Regions from separate parts of the Homo sapiens genome. Here region 2 is linked to region 1. Evidence: chromatin contacts called from ENCODE Hi-C or POLR2A ChIA-PET data. All regions are on one chromosome and are shown on one strand. The core of a region is the stretch at or near the end of the contact, and the rest is flanking DNA. Distances in the headings are between cores, read along the strand shown.

Region 1 (5,982 bases), core at 1,699-4,198:
GAAAGAAAGAAAGAAAGAAAGAAAGAAAGAAAGAAAGAAAGGAAGAAAGAAAGAAAGAAAGAAAATAAAAATGTAAAACATCTTCTGAGGCCTCCCTTGGCCACACTGAGCCAATGATGTCTCAGGAATCCCTGCACCCACTGCTCCTCCAGCCAGTCCTTCTCATTTGTGTTAGGCCCTCCCTGAGGATGTGGATGTTTTGACCCTGTCACTGGGCTTGGGGGACAGGGGCCATGGCTGGGAATGGACCCTGCTTATGGATACCCAAAGACAGCAAGCTCTTCTGACAGCAGGCATTCATGCCAGAGAAGGTGGGTCCTTTGCAAAACGCACCCTGAGATTTCCCCCAGAAATCTCCCCAGCACTAAGGGTCCTAGCTGGACACTCATCCCTCCTTCAGGGACCACAGATCTGCCTCTAAACCTTCATGCGTGGACTCTGCACCGCTCACTCTAAAAGAATAGGGCTTGTGTAGTCTGGAGCCTTCTATCTTATCCTGGGTAACCTCCCTCTGACTTTCTCAACATCCTCAGCCCCTGAAGATACAGCAGCTAGGACAGAGTCAGTCTCGAGGCCTGGAGGCGAGAACCCAATGTCTTTGTTATCGGGCCCTCTCGTTCTTCCAGGTAAACATCCCTGAGCGAGGGAGGTCTGAGGACAGGGCGCTCCTTGGGCACCCCTTTAAAAAGCAACATACATTATGATTACTTCACCCTGCAAGGCCAAATTCCCCAGGGCCACCACCAGTGTTCATTGTTGCCCTGTTGCTCTTTCTGTCCACACCAGTGGTACGAGGAGACCCTATCTCAACTCTCACTCCCTGAGATAAATGTGAAATGGACAACTTATCTGTGTCTCCCTCCCTCGCTTGCTGCCCCTTCTGGGAACAGGACCCCACTGAGGACAATCGATTCACTTGGCTGGTTGGCAAATTGCAAGAACCCCTCTGCCTATGCCACTGATGCACAATGTCTAGGGCTGGCACAATGCAAACTCCTCCAAGAGCCAGTTCTGTCCCTCCAGGCACACAGATACTATCCATCACAGAGCTGGCGGCCTCAAGAATGGCCATGGGGAGCCACTGAATGTTTTGAGCAGGGGTGTGACATGAGCCAGTTGGGAGTAGTGGTTATGTGCAGGCATTTTGGTGTTGGGCTGCCTGGATTCAGATACCAGAACTGCCACCTATTAGCTGTGGAATCTAGGACAAGTGACCATGCCTCTCTGAGCCTCAGTTTCCCACCTGCAAAATGGGGATAACAACAGTACCTACCTCCTAGGGTTGTTGTGAGGACTGAGTGGGTAAGGCCCTTGCAATAGGGCCTGCCATTTCATGTTAGGTAAGAGTTAGCTTTTATGAATTCAATCTGAGCTCCAGCTCATGGAAAGTTACTTGACATCGCTATGTGAGTTAGGAAAACAGGCTCTAAAACCAAAGGCCCTTGCAGTGATGGAAATAAGCGGTACCCACGCCTGACATAGCCAAATGGAGGTGGGATGGAGGGGAAGAAAGACATTTGAGCCACTGAGAGGCGGAAGGGAAGGACCAGTGAGGTGTGTGAACTGGGTGGGGGTGGGGAGGGAAAGGTGACCCAAGGGAAAGAGAGGCCTTGAGTCTAGGTGAGCAGGAGGAGAGTGATGCTGGCTAGGAAAGCAGGGTCTTGGGGCAAGGCAGGAGAGAGGAGGTGAGGGGCTATCTTCGGACCTACAAGGCTCACGAAGGAAGAGGTGATCATCAGAAAGCTGTAAATATGGGGATGCGTTTGGAGCTCAAGCAATAAATGGAGGCTGAAGGTTGAGCTTTGAGGGGAGGTCATTCAGGCAGCAGTGCAAAGCTCCAAGATCCATGAGATTTCCAAAGGGAAGAGGACTGCAAGTGGAGAGAAGAGGGGAGGGGAGTAGAGGGAGGAAAAGAGGAGAAGAAACTGGACAGGAGGAGTGGGGAGAGGAAAGGAGGCCAAACAGCCTCCAGGGTGGTAATGAACACCACAGCTATGGTGTCATACCTGAGTTTGAGCCCCGCTCTGTCACTAACTAGCTGTGTGACCTTGGGTAGATTGCTGAATCTCTCTGAGCCTTAATTTCTTAATCTGTAAATTGGGCATAATGATAGAAACTCCCATACAGGGCAATGATGAGAATTAAATAAGATTGTGTGTGTAAAGCCCTGATTTCAATGCCTGGCACCAGGGCAGAGCCCAGGGAATGGCAGCTAGGGTCATTAGGATTCTTATGAAATCCAAGTTAAATGAACAGAAGAAGGAAGAGGGGTTAGAGAAAAGGCAACAGAGTGGAGCTGCTTTTAAAGAGCCAGGAGAGCATGGTGGAGTGGGAGGAAAGGCAGGGAGATGTTTAGGAAAGCAGGAGAGGCCAGCAGGTGCCTGGCACCAATCAGTACAGAGGCTAGAACTTAGTGCTTTGGGTTTGGCAACTAACATGTCTCTCGTAACTTTTGAAAAAGCAGTGTGATTTTCAAAAATAAAGAGTAAGTGGGGCCAGGCGTGGTGGCTCATGCCTGTAATCCCAGCACTTTGGGAGGCCGAGGTGGGTGGATTACTTGAGGTCAGGAGTTTAGGAGTTCGAGACCAGCCTGGCCAACAGGGTGAAACCCCGTCTCTTTAAAAATACAAAAATTAGCCGATCGTGGTGGCGGGTGCCTGTAGTCCCAGCTACTCGGAGGCCGAGGCAGGAAAATCACTTGAACCCGGGAGGCGGAGGTTGCAGTGAGCCAAGATCACGCCACTGTACTCCAGCCTGGGTGACAGAGCGAGACTCCGGCTAACAAAAATAAATAAATAAATAAATAAATAAATAAATAAATAAATAAATAAATAATAAGTGGGAAAGACCATTGGAAGGTACGTTAGGGTGTCTTCTGGGGAAGGGCTGGGAGTAGGCAAGTTTGAATGCCAGGCCAGAGAGTCTGGATTTTATATTTAGACAATTATGTAACTTTAGAGGTATTTGAGTGGGTGTCAGCCTGGTGCTAGTTTGGGATGATGTATCTGGGTGGGGCAGAGGGAGAGAAGGACCCACGCATCACACCTGCCCAGGTCAAAATTAGAATGTGATTGACAAGGACCTAAAATTCCCATGTTGAGATTTTAACCACTCGATTTCTCCAGGGATTCAGCGATTCAGGTTGACTGAAGTTTAACAGCAAAGCAAGCACTAGGCAGAACAGTATCATGCAAAGCCCCTAACTCTGGCATGGGGAGGGATGGGGGACAGATAAAGGAGAGAGGTTGGGAGGGAGATATTGCAGGATGGAGCCAGGCCCAGGCAAGGTGGAAGTTGCAGCTGCTCAGATTTTTTACGATTGCTCATACCGTTCACCCGCAGCTCCCAAATCCGGAAGACTCTTCAGGGACATATAAATAGTAACTGTTATTTGAGAACCCGCAGAGCCTCACCTGTTCTAGCAACTGCCGGAGGCTTATTTCACTTAGCATAATGTCCTCTAGCCACAGTGCAACCTGTAAATATATACAGCTATTATTTGTCAATTAAAAACCACCACCACCACCACCACTGGGGGGCACTTGCTGAGTGTTTTATCTCAGAAGGTGACCTCGCTCTCCCCAGGTCTTGTCATGATACCGTAACTAATCACACAACGACAATGAGAGCCAAAAAGGATGATATAGAGGACACACACATGACCAGTCCACTTCCTTAAAAGTACCTGGGGTCTTGTGATCCGGCCACCTGGACAGAGAACACAACAGTCAGGGGCTTGTTGAGAAACAATTGTGGTTTTGCTTAATTATGACCGAGGAACTGAAGCCAGTCTTCTATTTATGATTGGCAAGGTGGTCTCAATGCATCTGTCCTGCTTAAGAAAGTAACCCCCGCTTTCCAAATCTTTCCAACTTCTTCAAATTCAAAAGTCTGAGGGAGGCTCAGACTGCGTGGGGGTGGGGGTGTTGTTCAAGATGTGGCTTGTGGGATTAATTTTTGGCAGGAAGATCACAGTGTTGAATACAATGAAACTCTGTCCTGAGAACAGGCCTCTCAGGGAGCCGTTGCTGCTCTCGGACTGGCAGGGCCTGAGGAATTCATTACAGGGGATGAAAGATCTACTCAGAGCCAAGATTTATTCCTGCCTGGAGACCCTGGAGTCACTGCATTTCCAAAAAAAAAGGGCTCATTTCATTAGACTCCAAGAAAGTGGATTTTGGGCTTCTAAGAGAAGGAACTATCGTGTTCTTTTAAAATTTTTGTTTGGATCATTGCAGACTAACTAGATGTTTTCCATTTGAAACGACCCCCTTTGTATGTCTCTGCCACAGGACCACAGGGTAACAGATGTGATTTCCGTGAAATGCACCTACCATGGGTCCTGGAACACAGTAGGTGCTCATTAAATACTTTCTTCCATCTGCCCCAGGTGGTCCTAAAATTTTCTGAGTCAGATCCAAGTTCTGTGTAAATGCTTACATCAAAGTGGGGTCTGTGGTCTTGAATTCCTCCCTCCAAGTTAGAACCCAAAAAGTGCCCTGATTCTGTAGCAACTTTAAGAATCTCTGTGATTTATTTGAGTGAATCTTTTAACTGAAATAGTAATAAATTGTGACAGGCCTTCACCTGTTAGCAGAGAGTGACCCTGAAATGCCACCTAGCTTTCAGGAGAAACAGTTTCTAAAGTGAGGATTCAAAGCAAAAATACTTGTGGAAAAAAATGTAACGGATGAAATACATGTACATTCTCCTGTTTTTGATGGTGGTTAGGGGACACATTTTTCCTGCCCTACTTCTTCATTTGAAGTTACTTTCCAAAGTAACTTTCATAACTTAATTACATCTTCAGTGACCCTGTTTCCAAATAAGGTCACATTTGGAGGTACTACAGTTAGGACCTCATGGTTTCTTTGTGGAAGCCAAAATCAGTCCATGTAAATCAGCTTTAATAAATGAGATAGCTGCCTTATGCCACAACCCCACACTGAGCAATGTCATTTGGGTAAATATTTCATCCCAACCATTTGTAATGTAAGGGTTGCTGTTTGCCCAGCCAACAGAAGGGAGTATCTGACCTTAGTCCATCATTGTTACGGGGAGATGCTTGTTGCCATGTGGCCCACTCAAGGGCAGGCAGTTGAAACCAAGCATCCAGGTGCTTCCAGACCAGTCTCTACACCTCCTAGACTTTGCTCTCAGTTCTCTGTCCCATTATGGGAATGTGTGCCTAGAAAACGGGTTGTCCTGACTTTGAGTTTGTGATGCATCTTGTATGTCTGTTTGTCTCTCCCATGTTTAAGCATACCAGGTCACTAGTTCCCAATTGTACTAATTTCCTAAAGCTACTGTAACAAAGTACCACAAACTATTTTGTTGCTTAAAACAACATAGAGTTACTCCCTTACAGCTCTGGAGGCTAGAAGTCTGAAATCAAGGTGCCGGCAGGGTTGATCTTTCTCAGGACTCTGGGAGAATTTGCTCCACACTTCTGGTAACAACCAGCAATCCTTGGAGTTCCTTGGCTTACAGATACACCATTCCAATTTCGGCCTTGCAGGGGCCTAGGGAAAATGTCCCCTTTGCCCTCTGAAGGTTCACTGAAAATCAACTGACAGAAGGCAGATTCATTAGGAGAAAAGACAAACAAACTTATTTGGTCATAGTTTGTATCACCCAGGAGCCTTCAAAATGAAGACCCAAAGATATAGGGAAACTGGCCATTTTTATGCTTAGGTTCAACAAACTACGGGCAGCTATGTAGAAATATAAGGGGACAAAGAGGATAAGATCTAATGTTAATAGGCTGAGTGGGGAAACCCATGAAGGCTGTCTGTTAGATTCCTCTTGGCCTCTCTGTAGAGCGTTCCTTCTGTATTAGTCTGTTCTCACACTACTAATAAAGACATACCCAAGACTGTGTATTTTTGTAAAGGAAAGAGGTTTAATTGACTCAAAGTTCAGCAGGGCTGGGGAGGCCTCAGGAAACTTACAATCATTGTGGAAGAGGAAGCAAACATGTCC
Region 2 (5,982 bases), core at 1,402-3,901, 470 kb after region 1:
GGGCTGAGGTGGGAGGGTCGCTTGAGCTTGGGAGGTGGAGGTTGCAGTGAATTGAGATAGTGTCACTGCACTCCAACCTGGGCAACAGAGCAAGACCCTGTCTAAAAAAAAAAAAAATTGCAGCAATAGCTCAAGCACCCAAGTCCTTCACTGGACAGGAAGTGTCCTAAGGGTACTTTCTATGGTCTGGTTGTTATTGTGCCCCAGAGGATGATGTGATGCAGTGACTTGAGAGGCAAGCATTAAATGTTGTTGGCTGGGCATGGTAGCTCACGCCTGTAATCCAGCACTTTGGGAGGCCAAGGCAGGCGGATCATCTGAGGTCAGGAGTTCGAGACCATCCTGGCCAACATGGCGAAACCCCGTCTCTACTAAAAATACAAAAAATTACCCAGGCATGGTGGCGGGCGCCTGTAATCCCAGCTACTCGGGAGGCTGAGGCAGGAGAATCACTTGCACCCATGAGGTGGAGGTTGCAGTGAGCTGAGAGCGCGCCACTGCACTCCAGCCTGGCTGAAAGTGAGACTCTATCTCAAAAAAATAAATAAAATGAAATAAATAAATATCGTTGAATGGATGGACTCACCAATTTGTATTTGTCTGTTATGTAACAGGCATCTATGTATATTCTCTGTGTATACTTTGCCTGTTTATATTCTTGGATTGATATTCTTTTTTTTTTTTTTTTTTTGAGACAGAGTCTTGCTTTGTTGCCCAGGCTGGAGTGCAGTGGTACAGTCTTGGCTCACTGCAACCTCTGCCTCCTGGGTTCAAGCGATTCTCCTGCCTCAGCCTCCAGAGTAGCTGGGATTACAGGCAAGCGCCACTACACCTGGCTAATTTTTGTATTTTTAGTACAGACGGGGTTTCGCCATGTTGGCCAGGCTAGACTCGAACTCCTGACCTCAGGTGATCCACCCACCTTGGCCTCTCAAAGTGCTGGGATTACAGGTGTGAGCCACCATGCCCAGTCAATTGATATTCTTTAAATTCATTCATACATTCTTTCAACAAATATTGGCAGAGTGCAGTGGCTCACACCTGTAATCCCAGCACTTTGAGAGGCCAAGGCAGGAGGATTGCTTGAGCCCAGGAGTTCGAGATCAGCCTGGGCAACATAGTGAGACCCCATCTCTACAAAAAACAAACAAAATTAGCTGAACATGGTGGCATGTGCCTGTAGTCCCAGCTACTCGGGAAACTGAGGTGGGAGGGTCATTTGAGCTCAGGAAAGTAGAGGCTGCAGTGAGCTGAGATTGTGCCACTGCACTCCAGCCTAGGCAACAGAGCAAGACCCTGTCTCAAAAACAAAACAAAACAAAACAAAAACCAAACATTTACTGAGTCCCAGCTATCTGACAGGCTATCCTAAATGTTGAGGTTACACAGTGACCAAAATAGACAAAAATCTGGTCCTTGGCCTGGTGTGGTGGCTGACGCCTGTAATCCCAACATTTTGGGAGGTGGGTGGATCACCTGAGGTCAGGAGTTCCAGACCAGCCTGGTCAACATGGCAAAATCCCGTCTCTACTAAAAATACAAAAATTAACTGGGCATGGTGGCGCACACCTGTAATCCCAGCACTTTGGGGGGCTGAGGTGGGTGGATCACTTGAGGTCAGGAGTTCAAGACCAGCTTGACCAATATGGTGAAACTCCATCTCTACTGAAAATACAAAAATTAGCAGGGTGTGGTGGCAGGCGCCTGTAGTCCCAGCTACTTGGGTAGTTGAGGCAGGAGAATCACTTGAACCTGGGAGGCAGAGGTTGCAGTGAGCTGAGATTGCAACAGCGCACTCCAACCTGGGCAAGAGAGCAAGACTCAACTAAAAAAAAAAAAATCTGTGCCCTTGTGGATTCCATCTTACTAGGGGAAATACTTGTAAGTAAGATAAATTTGTGAAATATATACTATGATGGTAGTGAGTATTAAGGAGAAAAATGAATCAGGATCAGAGATAAGTAGCATGGGGCCTGGGGGCTTAGCTTCACTGAGGTGATATTTGTATCAACACTTCATGAATGACACACAGACATCAACCTCACTGCCCCATGGAAGTATAATCTGAGGCAGAGCAGTAGAAACTGGCTCAGGAGAAAAGGGAGGATGCAGACATGTCAATTAGACACAGCCAAAGATGCTTCATGATTTCCTGGGTGTGTGACCTGTGTAGACGCCCAGGGACCCATGCTTAGAGGGACTCTGTGCTTGATTTAATGCTCTGCTGTCACCCTCTTGAAGTTTTTAATCAGTTTTTAAACAAGGGACTGCGCATTTTCATTTGGCACTGGGCCCCACAAGTTACAAGTTATGTAGCCGGTCCTTCACTCTGTTGAATAAACAATGGCTTCTCCCTATCACCCTCTTTGGAAGCACAGATACTCCCAGCAAATGCTAATCATTCATGTTTCTAATTTCCTGGGGTGACTTGTTTTTCCTCTAACAGGTGTGAAGTATGAGATAGAGACTGTATCATCCAGGGTAGGCTGGGATATGCTGCATGACAGAAACCCCCAAATCTAGTGGCTTAACACAACAAAGGTGTACTTCACTCTCGCACTTTGTGTTCATTATGGGTCAACGCGGGGCTCTGTTGTGCATCACGATCACTCTAGGACCGTGGCAGAGGGAAAGTGAAACTGGCGGTTAGAGCCGCTACTCAGAAATGACACATATTGCTTGAACTCACATTTCCTCGCCAAGGCAAGTCATGTGGCGACGCCCTCCTTTAAGAGATGAGGAAGTTCAATCCAAACATGAGCCCACAGAACTGGGCCACTTGTCTTTTGGTGTGTTTTTTTGAGACACAGACTCTTGCTCTGTTGCCCAGGCTGGACTGCAGTGGTGTGATCATGGTTCCCTGCAGCCTCAACCTCCTGGCCTCGAGCAATCCTCCTGCCTCAGCCTTCCAAGTAGCTGGGACTACAAGCATGCACCAATGGGCCCAGCCTACATTTGTTAATTAGTTATTCCAACACTATTTATTAAACAAGCTATCCTTTCTCTGGTGATTTTAATTGCCCATTTATCACATACAAAATTTTGCTGATATTTGTGACTCTTTTTGCATAGTGTTTCTGTTCCATTGATTTTTCTTTCAATGCCTATGCAGAATCACCCTGTTTTAATTTCTGTAGGTTTATAATGCCATTTTATTTTATTGTTTTAGAGACAGGGTCTTGCCATGTTGCCCAGGCTGGCCTTGATCTCCTGGGTTCAAGGAATCCTCCTGCCTCAGCCTTCTGAGTAGCGGGACTACAGGCACAAGACAGCATGCCTGATTTGTAATGTCATTTAATATCAAAGAGGTTAAGTATTCTCAAGTTTCCCCTTTGACTTTTCCTTGGCTATTATATTAATCTTTTATTTCTAGATAGATTTCAGAACCACTTTGTTGAATTCCCCCACTCCTTCTATGTGATTTTGATTAGAATGGAATTGCATTTGTAGATGAATTTGCATTTCTTTATAATATTGAGACTTTAGGTTTTTGTTTTGTTTTTAGAGACAGCTTGCTCTGTCACCGAGGCTGGAGTGCAATGGCACAATCATAGATCACTACAGCCTCCAACTCCTGAGCTCAAGTCATCTTCCCACCTCAGCTGGGACTACAGGTGCATGCCACTGCACCCAGCTTTTACTAGTGTAATGAAATAATCTTTCCATCTCCTGGGAGAATGGTCACTCACGACTGAAATTCACTGAAATTTTTAAAAAAGAAGAAAAAAAAATTGGAAAGCCTTATTTTCTCTCTCTCCTTTCTTTTTTGAGACAGGGTCTTGCTCTGTTGTCCAGGCTGGAGTGCAGAGGTGCGATCCTGGCTCACTGCAACCTCTGCCTCCCAGGCTGAGGTGATCCTCCTGCCTCAGCTTCCCGAGTAGCTGGGACTACAGGTATGCACCCCCATACCTGGCTAACTTTTGTATTTTTAGTTTAAAAAACTGCATAGTTTTTGTTTGTTTGAAAAAAATCATTACATCTTACTGAGATACTTAAGAAGATTATTTTATAAAACTAATAAAAGCTGGGTTACTATCTTCAGTAACTTTCTATTAATTTGATCTTCAAGTATTTTGTTTTATAGTTATTGTGAATGAGACAATGTTCCTAAATGTTATTCTAGTAGAGTAGAAGTTCTCTCAATTTTGATATTATTTGTAATCATCTATCCTGCTGCTAAGCTCTCTTATTAGTGCAAACAGCTTTTTGAAAAAATCTCTGTGTCCTTAATGTAGACGCCGGAAAATAAAGAAGAAAAATCCTCTTGGTTTTTGTAAGTTGCAATTAATGTGTTCACAAATTATGATTAGTTGCTCATCTTTGTTTCTTTCCTTTTTCTTTTTGTACCAGTTTCATACTTCTCATTTCTACAGCAAGACTGAAAGTTGCTGTGTTAACTGATACAATTTAATTTCTACTGTCTTCTGTGACCCCATGACTGCTTCTCTCCAGCCTGGCAGCAGCTAGCGTGTTCAGTGCCTACTGGCTTAGGGAAGGAATGACACAGCAGAATGTAGAAAAAGGAAGTCAAGTTCTTGAAATTTTTAGTTTCTAAAGTCTTTCTGTCTTTTTTTTTTTTTGAAATGGAGTCTCAGTCTATTGCCCAAGCTGGAGTGCAGTGGCGCAATCTCGGCTCACCACAACCTCTGCCTCCCGGATTCAAGTGATTCTCCCGCCTCAGCCTCCTTAATAGCTGGGTCTACAGGCATGCGCCACCACGCCAGGCTAATTTTCACCATGTTGCCCAGGCTGGTCTCGAACTCCTGGCCTCAGGCGATCCACTCACCTTGGCCTCCCAAAGCTGGGATTGTAGGCATGAGCCACTGCACCCAGCCATCTTTCTCAGACTTGAAATAGCAGATGAGGCGAGTGACACTCTATACCAGGTTACACACTGTGGCCCCTGGACCCCTGCTGATCCATGAACTGTCTGTTACTGTCCATGATGAGTTAAGTACAGATATTGAGAACAAACATTTAGCAGCTGTTACAGCAATATGATGTTGTCACAATATCCAAGTGCATGATTGGCAGACTCATTTCATTCAACAGTGTACAGGCCAAAAAGATTAATTCATGACAATTGGAAATAAAACAAAACTGGTCTTCCATCATAGATTGTTTGATAAGTGCTTCTTTAACTAGAAGTCTCTAGATGCAGAGAAAGAGGAGAATTAGAGAGAAGCATGTGGGTTTGAATCTGAGATGTGTCCCTGCATCTTATCCCCTCCCCTAGAAGCCCAAAAAACTGCTGTAAGTGGGCGGTGGGGGATGGAAGGGGCGAGCTGCCAGCAGGAGAACAAGAGATATCCTTGACAAGCCAGAAAGCTGGAATCGGAAGGGACCCATGCCCTTTTTCTAAGTAGAGTCTGGGAAGTGGCAAGACAGTGAAAAGGCTATGGGCACAGCAGGGGAGCTGGGTCTGGCAGCCCACATGGTTCTCACGCACCCCGGCGGAGCAGCAGAACAATTTGATGTGTGTCCAGAAGGAGCCCAAAGGTAGCAAAGAACCTTGAACACTCCCACGAAGTAGGCACACACGCCACCTAAAGCTCCCACATGCCCAAATGGGGTGCAGAAGGAGCTAAGAGACACAGATCAGAAGAATGTTCATAGCTGAGAACAGGGAACAAAACCACAGCTACCTGTATCACCAGTACCCAAAGCCTAGACAAAACAAAATACATCTTAGCCAGTGTGGACACTCAAGAGTCAGATGATCCTCCTTTCTGGAGGCCTTGACACTAAATGACAGCCCTCCCTGCTTGCTGTCAGAAAGGGGAACACTCTCATTATGACGAGGAGTAAATTTCCATCACCTGGGAGAATGGTCACTCATGTTTGAAATTCACTGATTTTCTTTTTTTTCTTTTTTTTTTTTTTTTTTTAGACAGAGTCTTGCTGTGTCACCCAGGCTGGAGTGCAGTGGTGCAATCTCGGCTCACTACAACCTCTGCCTCTCGGGTTCAAGCAATTCTCCTG

The links. Hi-C counts contacts between places; a loop is a spot of excess contacts on that map. ChIA-PET counts read pairs that join two places held with the same protein, here RNA polymerase II (POLR2A). Pooled maps may share reads with other maps.
Region 2: a pooled map shows a loop between it and region 1 (2.8-fold over the local background). The contact joins two enhancer-like sites. A Hi-C loop is called at or near these places in 3 of 37 single-sample maps with no recorded cell type and 7 of 50 pooled maps. POLR2A ChIA-PET finds 5 or more read pairs at or near these places in 1 of 52 experiments (MCF 10A).

The regions. Positions count from the first base shown.
Region 1 is chr20:4,610,468-4,616,449 of GRCh38, forward strand. No RefSeq gene overlaps it. Among named protein-coding and RNA genes, the nearest start is that of PRNP, 73 kb to the right of the region's middle. Within about 2 kb of position 2,949, at least 11 of the 41 ENCODE cell types and tissues checked have a DNase peak (open chromatin) inside an H3K27ac peak, as active enhancers do.
Region 2 is chr20:5,076,005-5,081,986 of GRCh38, forward strand. It overlaps a transcript of TMEM230 not described here. Among named protein-coding and RNA genes, the nearest start is that of TMEM230, 34 kb to the right of the region's middle. RefSeq lists enhancers at 2,913-2,982, 4,488-4,647, 5,768-5,982. Within about 2 kb of position 2,652, at least 23 of the 41 ENCODE cell types and tissues checked have a DNase peak (open chromatin) inside an H3K27ac peak, as active enhancers do.